Linked DNA regions of Homo sapiens: region 1 is linked to region 2. Evidence: chromatin contacts called from ENCODE Hi-C or POLR2A ChIA-PET data. All regions are on one chromosome and are shown on one strand. The core of a region is the stretch at or near the end of the contact, and the rest is flanking DNA. Distances in the headings are between cores, read along the strand shown. Region 1 overlaps RBBP8-AS1 (RBBP8 antisense RNA 1). Region 2 overlaps RBBP8-AS1 (RBBP8 antisense RNA 1).

What was found. A loop is a pair of places that touch in the nucleus more often than their neighbours do. ChIA-PET counts read pairs that join two places held with the same protein, here RNA polymerase II (POLR2A). Pooled maps may share reads with other maps.
Region 1: a loop to region 2 is called in a map of mammary epithelial cell, with 5 times the contacts of the local background. The contact joins two enhancer-like sites. A Hi-C loop is called at or near these places in 3 of 168 maps with a recorded cell type or tissue (heart left ventricle, mammary epithelial cell and posterior vena cava), 1 of 37 single-sample maps with no recorded cell type and 9 of 50 pooled maps. POLR2A ChIA-PET finds 5 or more read pairs at or near these places in 3 of 52 experiments (H1, OCI-LY7 and PC-9).

Annotation. Positions count from the first base shown.
Region 1 is chr18:22,823,726-22,831,272 of GRCh38, forward strand. The region is part of intron 2 of RBBP8-AS1 (RBBP8 antisense RNA 1); the gene reads right to left. All of the region lies in intron 1 of LOC124904263 (a long non-coding RNA gene), which reads left to right. Among named protein-coding and RNA genes, the nearest start is that of RBBP8, 110 kb to the right of the region's middle. Within about 2 kb of position 4,591, at least 4 of the 41 ENCODE cell types and tissues checked have a DNase peak (open chromatin) inside an H3K27ac peak, as active enhancers do.
Region 2 is chr18:22,868,776-22,876,353 of GRCh38, forward strand. All of the region lies in intron 2 of RBBP8-AS1 (RBBP8 antisense RNA 1), which reads right to left. Among named protein-coding and RNA genes, the nearest start is that of RBBP8, 61 kb to the right of the region's middle. RefSeq lists an enhancer at 4,250-4,369. Within about 2 kb of position 3,161, at least 3 of the 41 ENCODE cell types and tissues checked have a DNase peak (open chromatin) inside an H3K27ac peak, as active enhancers do.

The sequences.
Region 1 (7,547 bases), core at 3,341-5,840, 44 kb before region 2:
CAAAGATGAAAGGCTAGAGCCAGACCACTAATCTTTAACCCCATTCTCTTTTAATCAGCAAATTTTGAGAAATGAATGAAGTATAAATATTGATGCATAAGACAGGACTGAAACATTTGAAGTTGAACCACTTTTAGACAAGACATGCACTGAACTGGGTGGCCTAAATTCTGAGACAAATGTTTCTGATTTCCCTGGGCGTAGCCAGAGATTAAGCCGATATTTTTCTTTAAAAGACTATCATTCATCTTCGACTAGTTCATGGGAAAGGAAGCCTCTTTAGAAGAAGGTACAGCGACTGGTTAACATACAATGTATTCATTAAAACCTCATATGCCAACTGGTGCTTAATAACTACTTTAAAAAATATTCATGGTGACAGAAATGGAAAGATTTAGTGCCTTCATATGAATAAAAATGTTCAGATTCTTTATTAAAGTTTGCTTTAATAAAGTGGCTTCTTTTTTAGGATTGTTATTCCCCTACCATGTATACTAATACATTCAAGAAAGGTAGAGAGAACTTAAGGTATGTTCTATTTCATATTCACCTCCAATAAAACCACTAAATTGGATGAAAACTAGAATTGTCACTTATTCTCTAGCAACCAAATAAATTTTATAAAGCTAGACATTGGTCCTAAATTTTCTTTATATCATCTTTTATTGTTAACATGGTTAATCTCTTCTCAAATAGGGAGGCTATGTATATTACCAAAAAAAATTGGAGCAATGAAAAAAAACTAGTGAAATCAAGCAATAGCCAAACTGGATCATTTATGCTCCAAATGTTCTTTTCATCCGCCAGTGTTTTTTCTCCAGACATAATCTTCCACATAAGTACAGCCTTATGCTAAACTGACATAATTCCAATGTTACTAGTTGGTTTTGTCAATTTAGTAGAGTAAAATCCAGTAATTTGGGATTAATGAAACAACTAATTGAACTGTTACTTTTCACTGGCTGTGTTAATTCAATGTGATACAACACTGTCATATGATCAGGTCAAACCTAGAAAGAATTCATTTGCTCTAAAAAGTGGGCAATTCACCCATAAGCACAGAGTATTATTATAGAAACTTTTTCCCCTATGATCTAATACTAGACAATTTGAGCCACTGTGTTAAATTAACATCAAAATATACATTCAGACCAGAATGGTAGCTTACAAAGATGAACTCTTTTCTCTCTTGTTCACTTTTGTTTGCCTAGTGCCTACATTGTAAGCATTCAAATAATATTTGTTGAATGAGTTAATTAATGAAAATTATTATCATCAGTTGCCTATCCTATCCAGACAAAACATTTTGTCTATAGAAAATATGACCAATAAATAACATTCTATGTGTCAGGATCTCCCAACATAAAGACTTCTAGGTAATTACAAAACTGAAAAGCACTGTTAGCCCCAGTACTGATTTGGGTTCCAGTCAGTGGCTTCCAAACTTAGCATGCATCACGCTAGTTAAGAACTAGTTAAAATACAGATTGTTGAGCCCCAGGCCTAGAGTTTCTGTTCAACAGGGACCTGATAATCCTCATTTCTAACAAGTTCCTAAGTGAAGCTGATGCTTCTGGTCCAGAGACCACATTTTGAGAACCGTGAATTAAGAAAATCAGAGCACTTACTAAGAATAGTCTTTATTTTGCTGATGATATATTTTCCACAAAAATCATGTCTACAAGTAGTAGATTTCTTTTTTTTTTTTTTTTTTTTTTTTGAGACAGAGTTTTACTCTTGTTGCCCAAGCCAGAGTGCAATGGTGCCATCTTGGCTCACTGCAACCTCCACCTCCCGAGTTCAAGCAATTCTCCTGCCTCAGCCTCCTGAGTAGCTGGGATTACAGGCACGCGCCACCACGCCCGGCTAATTTTTTGTATTTTTAGTAGAAACGGGGTTTCACCATGTTAGCCAGGCTGGTCTCGAACTCCTGACCTCAGGTGATCTGCCCACCTTGGCCTCCCAAAGTACTGGGATTACAGGCATTCTTGTACAAGTAACACAACCTTATCAGTTCTCTGGAGTTTACTTTGTATTAACCTCAATGACATCCAACAGTATCTTATTAGTTCAAGTAGAACCTGTCAATTTGATGGAAAGAAGCAACTCTGCAAGCACATCATTCTTCTTGACACTACAATATTACCCAAAAATTCCTAGTTTAAATTTGCTTTAATAGGCATTATTTCTTATACTAAGTTTAGATGCCTTTCCTACTATAAGACTATCTAGATAACATTTGTTAGAGAAAGCATTAACAAACTTTGTTGCTCTTCATCAAACTGAGGTATGTATGCCAGGCCAGGCATATTAATAGTAAATACCTCCAAATGATAATAACAACCTATATTTGACAAAATGTTGGCACACTGGCAAAAACTACATTTATAGTCATACTGTTTCTAGCTTCATCTTTGGAGTCTAGCCATTGAGACACACCTATCTTTGTTAAAGATTTTACAGATACTCATAAAGGCTAAAAAATACTCATCTTTTAGCAAAAGCACAACCTCTTGCAGATTTTGGAAGCATGAATCTATTAATGCTTTTTTAATAAAAGAAGTATTAAAGAGAGGTAGGATCTATAGCTGCTCTAGTGGGAAACTTAAAAAGTAATTAAAGAACAATCAATCAGTAGATTTACTAACCCACACCTTTCTCTGAAAAGTATCACTTTATTTTGAAGCCTTATATATCTCAATAGAAAAGTGAAATAGAGAATTGAACATTTAGTCTGTCAGTTATTCAACAGGACCTCAATGTAGGGGTGTGTGTGTGTGTGTGTGTTGGCGATGGGGGACATGCCTGCAGGAATGACATCATTCTGCTTTTCTCCTCAAAATATTACCTGGAAGAACATAGCTTTACATTAACCATGCCAACACCCGCTCATAAGAGTCCTCCCTCCTACCCAGGGAAAAGTGCTAAGCAAGAAATGATTTGCTTTAAATACTGCCAAGGTTGAGTATCTAAGGACTGGTTCAAGTTGCACATCCAGCAAGGAAGCAGGCTTGAGGCAAGTACAAGCATCTGAGGAAAACACAGGAAGGCTTTTTGACAACCCCGTTGGGGATTTTTTCAAAAAGACTTGCAAGATGCCAAGTTAATCTTGAGGCTTCTTGCCTCACTTCCTTTTATGTCCTTCCCTGAACAGTTCTTGTATAAACTTGTCCTCGGGATGTCTTTCCGCCTCCTATAAACTCCCACCTCTGGGTAGCCTTGGCACCTCTGCCTTACCCCAAGGCCTTGAATTACTTGCCTATTTCCACATCTCCATGCTTTAAAAAAACTTCCCTTCAAGGTAGGAATGCAAGATACACCACATTCTCCTTTCTGAGTCAGATGGAGATGGTGGTCATTTCCAGGCCAAGTCGACTTTCACTCAGGCTATATCCCCTTTTTCACAGAACTTCCTCCCCTCTGGAAATGAGGATAAACTACCTTGACAATTAATTACCTGGAGAAGGCCAAGTGAGAGACTCAATCTTTTGAAGAACCAGTTCCCAGATCATTTTGATTTGGAGCAAAACCCTGAACCGAATCCACAGCGAGAAAAGCCAGCATGTCATGCTGCAAGTTGCACTTCTCCAAGTGCTGCTAGCTACCAATATGTCTTAGTCTGCTCAGGCTGCTATAACAAAATACCACAGACTGGATGGCTTACGCAACACATACTTGTTTCTCTTTTTTTGCAATATGGATAAGTTGAGAATTTTCCAGTCTGCAAGTTCTGCTTCTGGAATTGCTTAACAATTCCTTCTTTAATTCATCTCTGTCTTCTCATAGTTTACTATCAGTAGTCAGGAGGAACCAAGCCACTTTTTCCACACTTTGCTTAGAAATCTCCTCAGCTAAGTATCCAATTTCATTGCTTACATGTTCTACCTTCCACAAAACACTAGCACATAAACACAATTAATTGAAATTTTTGCCACACTATAACAAGGATTACCTTTCCTCTAGTTTCCAATATCATGTTCCTCACTTCTCCTGAGACCTCACCAGAATGGCCTTTAATGTCCACATTTCTATCAACAGTTTATGATTATTTATGTATTCTCTAAGAAAACAAAAACTTTATCTCCAGCTTTCCTATTTTCTTTCTGAGCCCTTACCAGAATCGCCCTTATGTGCACCTCAAAACTCTTCCAGTCTCTACCTGTTGCCCAATTCCAAAGCTGCTTCCTCATGTTTAAGTATTTGTTGCAGGGGCATTCTCTCCTTGACTCCATCTGACCACTTCCTCTCCCAATTTCCTTGTTCCCCAACTGACAGTAATTCTCTTAGTTTTCCATAATCACTCTCTTTATCCTTTCATCTCCCATTATTTGTGGAACACACTCTAGTCTAACTCTTGTACCCTGATTCCACTGAAACCAATCTTTTCATTGGTAAAGATCTCCTTCTTGCCAAATTCAAGAAACAATTTTTAATTTTCATCTTACTCATCCTCTCAGCAGCATGAGACATAGTTGATTACTTCATTTTATTGAATCACTTATTTTTGGGTTATTGTTGGCTTCCACAACATATATTTCCCTGTTTTATTTCTTATCTCACCAGCTACCTCCTTCTCAGTCTTATTCACTGGGTCTTTCTATTCTTACTGAAATGGAAAAGGTGAAATACCCAAGAGCTGAGTCCTCAGATTTCTCTTCTTTATTTGCTTTCCTCCCTAGGTGATCTCATCTAGAGTCATGGCTTTAAATAACATCTAGTCAAAATCACATCTCACAGAAGTCTTTCTTCCTCATCAGTTTCTTACCCTGTTTTGTTTTTCTTCATGGCAATTATCAGGGATCTAGAACTAGAAATACCGTTTGACCCAGCCATCCCATTACTGGGTATATACCCAAAGGATTATAAATCATGCTGCTATAAAGACACATGCACACGTATGTTTATTGCAGCACTATTCACAATAGCAAAGACTTGGAACCAACCCAAATGTCCAACAGTGATAGACTGGATTAAGAAAATGTGGCACATATACACCATGGAATACTATGCAGCCATAAAAAATGATGAGTTCATGTCTTTGTAGGGACATGGATGAAGCTGGAAACCATCATTCTCAGCAAACTATCGCAAGGACAAAAAACCAAACACCGCATGTTCTCACTCATAGGTGGAATTGAACAATGAGAACACATGAACACAGGAAGGGGAACATCACACACCGAGGCCTGTTGTGGGGTGGGGGGAGGCGGGAGGGATAGCATTAGGAGATATACCTAATGTTAAATGACGAGTTAATGGGTGCAGCACACCAACATGGCACATGTATATATATGTAACCAACCTGCACGTTGTGCACATGTACCCTAAAACTTAAAGTATAATAAAAAAAAAGAAATTATATATGTATATATTTAAACTTATTTATTGTCTTCCCCATGAGAACAGGAATCTTGTTTGTTTTGTTCTCTGGCATATCCTCAGAAACTAGAACAGTACCTGGCACATAACAGGCTCTTAAAAATATTTAATAAATGGATGCTATGAAGAGGCTTTCATAGTTTTTTTTTTTAATTCTTACCTCCTAAAAGATAAGAACAATTGTTTCAGTCCCTATCCAACTCCAGTTGTGCACCAGATCTTGTCCCCTTTCTTCTACTTAAGGACTTTGCTCCTGAAATCATCCACTTTCTCTTTTTGCATCATCAGTCTTCTCTTTACTCATCATACTTTCTTTATGCTACAATATGTCCCATTATACTTATCATGTTTTCCTATATTATTTATATCTTTATTGATTTATTTTCTCTTGTTCCCTTATAATGTAAGCAATATCAGGACAAGTACATTATTTTATTCACTGGTGTATCCCCAGCACTAGAATAGTAGTAGCAAGCATTCAATAGATGTTCTATAATAAATCAAATGGATTTAAATACTGGTTTGCTTATATGTCTCTCCCACTAGAAGCTATGTTCTTTTAAAATAAGGACCACGTTTTATTCCATTTAAATCCCCTTTGCCTAGCACAATGCCTAGTAAGTGTTCAATCTATTTATGAATAAGTGTATAAATGAGTATACAACTTAACAGCAAGCATGAGGATGTTCAGTAGCCCTCAGGAAAGATGGCTAACAAAAAGTTGAGACTGTCATTGTAATGAAAAAATAAAAAGTCTATTGAAATAATCTGGGCTCCAGAGACGGCAGGAGACTCAGACCAACTAATCTTGGGATTCCCTTAGCTAGAGCAATGGTTTCAGGTATGGACCTCCAACAGAGTCACACCTTTTAGGACAAAGACAAGTGTGTTCTTGTCTCCTGGAACACAAGCTGAGAGGATGTCTGGAGTCCCTGCCACCATCTGACTACCACGTAAAATCTGAGACTAAAGAAAACACTACAGAAGATAGAACCAGGAAATAGAGAAACCAAATTCTGAAGGTACTGCTTGAGCTCTGAATTTAGTACTGCCTTAATTTAGTCTACTCCCTAGACTTTTTAATTATGTAAGTCAATAACATTGTTTTTTGCTTAAACTGGTTTGAACTGAGGATTTCGTCACCTGCTACAGAAAAAAAATATTTGACTGATTCTAGATCTTTAAAAATTAGATTCCTGGGTCCCAATGTCAGATATTCTGAATGATTATGTCTAGGCCTTGAAATCTGTTTTTTAACAAGATCCCCAACAGTATCTATTATGTTCTCGGTTGCAAGCAGCAGAAATAAAAGTCTAGCAGAGCCAAAGTAAAAATAATTTAAAAGACATTAGAAAAGATAAAAAAAAAAAAAGGACATTAGGCAGCTTACAAAATCAAGGAGGTATTAAGGAGGTATGGAAAGGAAGGCTTGGAGCTACACAGTCAAGAACAAAGCCCAAAAGTCATGCTGCCAAACTCATCTTGTGAAGTAGTCATGGGTGCTACCAAAAAGCACCAAACATTATGGCTTGTACAACTGCCCCTAGGAGCTTAATCTTGGGGCAACCACCACTTCCTCTAGCATTACTGCCACTGCTACCCTGCTATATAACCTAGTTATCCAATATAACCTATATAATCTAGTGATTCAATTCCCATGTGCTAAAGGTTAGAACAACCTGAAAGAAAATTATTATCCTCACATGTACTGGGAATTTGACATAATATATGGCATACTTACCGAAAAGTTGGTAAGGAAAATTTTTTGGAATCTTATAGTAGAATTAAACATGAAACCCTTTTTCTATAACCTGTTGTGTCTTTAGCATGAGGGTAAAAGATTTTCCTCTCCTCTCACAGGGACATTTGTCCTCAGCAATGCTATTCAAATTAACCGAAAAGCTGGTAAGGAAAATTTTTTGGAATCTTACAGTAGAATTAAACATCAAACCCTTTTTCTATAACCTGTTGTGTCTTTAGCATAAGGGTAAAAGATTTTCCTCTCCTTTCACAGGGACATTTGTCCTCAGCAATGCTATTCAAATTATTCCAGCCAAATAACGTCCCATTTCTGATGATCCATTGCCTTGCATTGCTATTTGTCTATATTTCCTCACAGTCTTAACAGAATTCTGAAAAAAAGTGAGTTTGACCTCCTCATTAAGCTC
Region 2 (7,578 bases), core at 1,911-4,410:
AAAAGCTGTAAATGCTAAGAAAGCACTGAAAGACTTTAGCATTTAATTCTAGATGATGTATCCAAGCACCAGGATAAGGCCTCACAATTCTACCCACACATTGCAAGCATCCAATATATCTGTCCCTGCAAGCCTTGACATTCTTTTAGCCCACAGCTGCTTTGGGTAGTGAGATTTCTTGACTTGCCATGGCAAGGTTCCTTGTATTATGATATATAATGGAATGAATTATTTCAATGGATCCAATTGTATACTAATGCCATGTCTCACAAGGACTGGTCAGAGTAAAGACAGTAAGAGAGCCTGCCGTGCAAACCATAATTGAATAGAGTGTTTCTTCACCATGTTGGGAAAAGGCTGTTAATTGGCTCATGTAACCTTTTCTAAGATTTGTTCATTGGATGCCAAAAAGGAAAACAGTGACATTCTGAGTCACCCTTATGTCAGGTATTAGATATTTATTCCTTGAGGAAATAAATTTTTAACCAGAAATTACTTCCATTTTCATAACCAAGTCCCAACCCTGTAGAAAAAATTTATTCTCAAACCCAAAGTTTTTCTATTTTCATCAATAATTTTAGGTTAGGGCAAAGGACGTGAACAGCCACTTCTCAAAAGAAGACATTTATGCGGCCAAAATATATATGAAAAAAAAGCTCAATAGCACCGAGCATTAGAGAAATGCAAATCAAAACCACAGTGAGATACCATCTCATGCCAGTCAGAATGGTGATTATCAAAAAGTCAAGAAACAGATGCTGGTGAGGCTGTGGAGAAATAGGAATGCTTTTACAGTGTTGGTGTAAAATAGTTCAACCATTGTGGAAGACGGGGTGGCGATTCCTCAAAACCTAGAACCAGAAATACCATTTGACCCAGCAACCCCATTACTGAGTATATACCCAAAGGAATAGAAATCATTCTATTATAAAGATACATGCATGCATATGTTCACTGCAGCACTATTCACAATAGCAAAGACATGGAATCAACCTAAATGCCCATCAATGATAGACTGAATAAAGAAAATGTGGTACATGTACACCATGGAATACTTTGCAGCCATAAAAAAGAACCAGATCATGTCCTTTGCAGGGACATGGATGGTGCTTGAAGCCATTATCCTCAGCAAACTAATGCAGGAACAGAAAACAAACACCACATGTTCTCACTTATAAGTGAGAGCTGAACAATGAGAACACATGGACACAGGGAGGATAACAACACACATTGGGGCCTGTCAGAGGCGGAGTGGGGGAGGGAGAGCATCAAGATAATACCTAGGTGATGGGTTGGTAGGTGCAGCAAACCACCAAGGCACGTTTGCCTACGTAACAAACCTGCATGTCCTGCACATATATCCCAGAACTTAAAAGAAAAAAAAATAATTTTAGGGGCCAGGTGTGGTGGCTCATGCCTGTAATCCCAGCACTTTGGGAGGCCAAGGTGGGCGGATTATGAGGTCAGGAGTTCAAGACCAGCCTGGCCAACATAGTGAAACCCTGTCTCTACTAAAAATACAAAAAATTAGCCAGGCGTGGTGGCAGGCACCTGTAATCCCAGATACTCAGGAGGCTGAGGCAGGAGAATCGCTTGATCCCAGGAAGCGGAGGTTGCAGTGAGCGGAGATCGTGCCACTGCACTCCAGCCTGGGCGACAGTGCAAGACTCCATCTCAAAAAAAAATTTAATTAATAATAATTTTAGGTTATTCAGGGAAGATAGCCTCTGACTAACAAAGTTATTGTTTAGATGAAACTTACCTGTTGCTGAGCTACCAAGGATATCTACTATTCCTTATTTTACTCTCAAAGGAAATCTATCCAAAGAAAAGCATTTTTCGTGTGTGTCTGTAGCTTTGAGTCAGAACCTTTATGGCTTGGTTGCCTGATGAAATAGAATAGCAGTTCCTGTTAGCACCTTAACTTCTCAGTATTTTCAACATAATCCTGTTGATTTTGTATACTGGATCTTATCTGTTTCCTTATCTGTTATATTTAATTAGAAATAGTGATACAGGTAAAACTATTTTTCAGTTTTTGAGATGAACACATTTGTTTAATACAGTGAGAGCTGGAGTTTTAGAAACTTTCATCTGGAGACCAAAATGAATAAAGTAATTATTAATAGGTATGATAATACAGTCAGACTTTATTTTTGATAGTAATCATACTTAACTGGGTCATCTTGAACAAATATGAATATGGCAGAGCAAGAACCAACCACATAATCCTACGGGGCAATGCAAAGTAAAAATGTGGGGCCCACTGTTCAAAAATTGTTAAAAATTCCAAACGAATCATTAAATCAAACCATAGTCCTTTTGGGTGCAGGATCCTGGAAGCTCGCCCTGGACAAAGCAGACATACTGAGATAGAAGTCACTGTTAAGACCCCCTCATACTCTCCACTTAATTTTTTACCTATTTGGGTGATCACACACATAATTTCATGATGTCTTATTACTAGTGAGATGTTCACAGCAGTGCCAGTAAACTTAGAATCCATTGAGGAGCAACAATAGCTGTTAATAAGGAACTGCAAACCTTTCTACATGTTTTATAAATTAGATAATAATCACTTAATTATTGAGTTTAATGGCACTTTGGTTCTGATGATTTAAAACTGGTTTTAATGTTTAACCACCAAACTGTTGAACTTTTTCATGGTTCTGATTATTCCTCCACCTGAAATCAGTTAATCAATATGAAAATCAACTGTAATACCGGATGGCCAAGGGGCAGAGGTGCAATAATGGAAAGATGCTAAAGACATTTACATATTGATATCTAATGGCTGCATACAGCAAAAACACTGTAACACCTCTACAAATAACTACTATATATTGTCTGCCTATGAACCAGACACCGTGATAAGCATATTAATTCATTTAGTCCTCCTAACAATCCTATGAAGTAAATAAGGGAAAAAAGAGTATTCACGAAAGTAAAGAGTCACTTAAATAGACATTACAAAAATTGCACTGGGAACTATACCAACTATACTCAAATAGGGTCATCAAGAAGAGGTCATTAAAGGGACTATTTACAAGTGTGGGCAGATTTGAGAGAAGCTATTAAGGAAGAATGTAGCACCTGTGAGGCTAGCCACAGCAAGAGCCCCAAGAGGAGGAGAGGTTACTGTGACCTGCAAAAGCCTCCTACAGATGTGGCCTCCATTAGAGGAATGTGGCCAAATGCCAGTGACCTCATAGGGAGAGAGCTGGGAAAATAAATGCCCAGACCACATTCTCCTCCCTCCCTCAGATTTCCTATTGATGCTCCCCACTGATCAAAACCAACTAGAGGCCACAAAGGAGCTTAATTTTGTAATCTAGTGATTCTCAAAGGTTAGAATGCTTCAGAATCACTTGGCCAGTTTGTCGAAGCACAGATTCCTGGGTCCCACCCCCAGAGTTTATGATTCAAGAGGTCTGGGATGGGGCCTGAAAATGTGCACTTCCAGCAAGTCCCCAGGTGATACTGATTATCCAGGGGCCACATTTGGAAAACCATTGATTTAATTTAAAACAGGTCAGCCTCTCTAGACAGAAAGCAGGGTAGATAAGGGAGGAGTGTGCAATTGGAAGACATCCAGCACAGGAACAACAGAAGTGACATGAAAACAACAGACTTGCTTATCATCCAAACCACTGCCTCTGATGATTGCCCTTTTGTTCTTCTTTCCTCCCTTTGTGAATTCTAAAAGGTTTATTTCTTTGCCTTGGTGCAAGCAAAGAGAAGCATTAAGTATTTTCAAGATACCTCCCAAATAGCCCCTTTTAACAACTCCAAACTTCAGACAATGTCTAGTCTAAACTGCCTCTCACCAACCAGAACGGATGCCAGCAAGGAAGGTTTGACACACACAGCAGGAAAGAGCCGTGACTTTTCCTTTTACTACTATGTTCAAGAGCCTAGGATGCTTCGGAAAGGAAAATCTAGAAAACTGACAGTTTTGATGCTAAATCTATGGCAGGTGCTTATGAGTGTCTTGACTATAAAAATTAGGTTGGTTGGATCATCAATCAGGACTTGTAGTAGCTGAAATATAAGGTTGAACTGGATGGTCTCAGTTACAATGCAGTTTGCTATTACTAGTCTGTATTAATCCATTCTCACACTGCTATAAAGAACTACCTGCGACTGGGTAATTTATGAAGAAAAGAAATTTAATCGACTCACGGTTCTGCAGGCTTAACAGGAAGCATGAATGGGAGGCCTCAGGAAACTTACAATCATGGTGGAAGGCAAAGGGGAAGCAAATATCTTCTTCACGTGGCAGCAGGAGAGAGTGATAGAGCAAAGGGAAGTGCTACACACTTTTAAACAACCAGATCTCATGATAATCCACTATCACGAGAACAGCAAGTGGGGAACCCCCCCACCATGATCCAACCACCTCCCACCAGGTCCCTACCCCAACACCAAGGATTACAATTCAACATGAGATTTGGGTGGAGACACAGAGCCAAACCATATCATGGTCCTTGTTGCATTTTCATTAAAGACAATGAGATTATACTGAAAACAACTGAATCCTTCTCTTAGCAAGGCAGAAACCGAAAGTATAACTAAAAGCTAAAATGTTACCCTGCTCTGTGTAAACAGAGTAGAGCATGTCAGATTAATGAATGACCTACTTGCGAAAACGTGTAGACAAGGATTTTATCTGTGTTTGATAGTGGAAAGGTTATATCCACTTCCTGGCAGAGATCTCAGAATATCTAATTTATGTGACAAAAATGAAAAGTTCTCAAGAAATATACCAAGGCATGATTAGCCTATTTATTCCCCCAGGGGTTTAACACTAGCTTTTAGTTGTCTGCTCAATATACATAGTATTTTTGTTTATTTATTTTGTAGGATTGTGTTAACTTAAGCTTTGAAAGGTGTGCACATTTTTTATTTCCTGCCTTATCTGGGAAAAAACCTGACGAGATGTCAGAAATAGATCAGGTTTAAATTAGTTTTATTTATTTTTATTTTTATTTTTATTTTTGAGATGAAGTCTCCCTCTGTACCCCAGGCTGGAGTGCAGTAGCGCAATCTCAGCTTACTGCAGCCTCTGCCTCCCCGGTTCAAGCAAGTCTCCTGCCTCAGCCTACCAAGTAGCTGGGATTACAGGTGCCCACCACCATGCCTGGCTAATTTTTGTATTTTTAGTAGAGATGGGGTTTCACTGTGTTGGCCAGGCTGGTCTTGAACTCCTGACCTCAAGTGAGCCTCCCACCTTGGCCTCCCAAAATGCTGGGATTATAGGTGGGAGCTAAATTAGTATTTTAAATTAGAATCCTACTTGCTACATTACTAGGGAGAAGGAAGGTGATAGATGTTAACTTGTATATTCTCCATTTACTTACTGTTTACTATTTATAAGCAAATTTCTAAAGCAATAATCACCTTAGCATTTTAATTCCAAATACCAATCTAAGAATTAAACCAAATAATTATTCCACCCAGAATGTCATTAAGTTCTATTAGTCTTTTTAGTGTTCATAGTTTCATCTATGAAATTGGATTTAACACTGTGTTCTTTAAAAGTTGAATTATGATCTGGCCCAGTGTGGTGGCTCATGCCTGTAATCCCAGCACTTTAGGAGGCCAAGGTGGGTGGATCACTTGAGGTCAGGAGTACAAAAACAGCTTGGCCAACATGCTGAAAACTTGTCTCTACCAAAAGATATAAAAATTAGCCAGATGTGGTAGCATGCACCTGTAGTCCCAGCTACTCTGGAGGCTGAGGTGGGAGAATCGCTTGAATCCAGGAGGCGGAGGTTGCAGTGAGCTGAGATTATGCCACTGCACTCCAGCCTGGGGAAAAGGGCAAGATTCTGTCTCAAAAAAAAAAGTTGAATTATGATCAAAATAATGCTGTATAAAATGGAAAAAGAATGAATGTACTAATATCCACTTAAAAACACACTAAATTGGATTATTTGGCCAAATAACGGAAATTAAGTCAGTCCAAAGATGCACAATTACAAGCTGTTCTCCCCACATTTTCATTTGTGTATTCCTCCAAAAACTTTGGTCTAATTGCACAGAAACATTAAGACCCTAGTCATTGTTTCATGACTCCTAGGGATATTGGGGTCTCCACAATGTGACAGAAGCCCAGAGAGAACTGAAGCTAAATGGATATTGTGAGACTGGTAATCAACAAAAATCACAGTGTCTGGGTTTCAGGGCCTAACTCTGGGCTGTTATCTTTTTCCCAGACGGCTGATCAAGTGGATGAGGTATGAAATGAAAGCAAAACTCCAAGCAACAATACTCACCAGTTGGTTCAATAGCAGTATCATTTTTAAAATAATATAAAATCAACAGTACTTGCCATAAAAATTTCAAACAGTAGAGAGGGCATAAAATTAAAAGTAAAAAAATACCTTTATCCCTCTTCAGCTTCTAATTGTATTGCCCAGAAGGTTTTTTTTTTTTTTTGTAGTCTTCCAGGCATTTTCTATGCAAATTCAAATAAGTAAACATAAAATATCCTTTGTTTATATACAACTGAGATCATACTCTATATATTAAATCTGTAATGTTTGTTTCTGTTTTTGTTTTTTTTGAGACAGAATCTCACTCTGGTTGCCCGGGCTGGAATGCAGTGGCATGATCTCAGTTCACTGCAGCCTCGACCTCCCAGGCTCAGCCTCCCGAGTAGCTGGGACTACAGACATGCTGACCACCATACCTGGCTAATTTTTTGTATTTTTAGTAGAGATGGGATTTCGCCATGTTGCCCAGGCTGGTCTTGAATTCCTAGACTCAAGCAATCCGCCTGCCTTGGCCTCCCAAAGTGCTGGGATTACAGGCAATGAACCACCGTGCCCAACCTAATCTGCAATTTTTTTTTTCATATACTGTATCTTGAAGATTTTTCTATAGTGGCACAGCAGGTCCTCAAATAACGTCATTTCATTCAACATCATTTCATTTTAACATTGATGAGAAAAAAAATTGATTCCCAGCCAGGGCCATGTGAAGTTTGCATGTTCTCCCATCTTTGGTGAGTTTTCTCCCAATCCCAAAAATGTGCACATTAGGTGAACTGGTGTGTCTAAATGGTTCCAGGATGAGTTTAGGGACATGTGTGAGTATGCCCCGCAATGGGATGGAACTCTCTGTCCAGGGTTGGTTCCCACCTTATACCCTCGGCTGCAGAGATTAGTTCTGGCCTCCTGTGACCCTGAACTGAAATAACTGGGTAAATAATTATCTTACTTATTTTTATTAATCTTTCTTAAGCATACGTATAATTCACATTTATTTCAATGTTTAATATTAGAAGTGTTTTGGTCTTTATTGAGAAATTTGGTGATGTTCTCATGACCAGAACTATGTTATAGAAACTTAATTCTTGGCCAGGCGCGGTGGCTCATGCCTGTAATCCCAGCACTTTGGGAGACTGAGGCGGGCGGATCACGAGGTCAGGAGATCGAGACCATCCTGGCTAACACAGTGAAACCCCGTCTCTACTAAAAATACAAAAAATTAGCCGGGCATGGTGGCAGGTGCCTGTAGTCCCAGCTACTTGGGAGGCTGAGACAGGAGAATGGCATGAACCCTGGAGGCGGA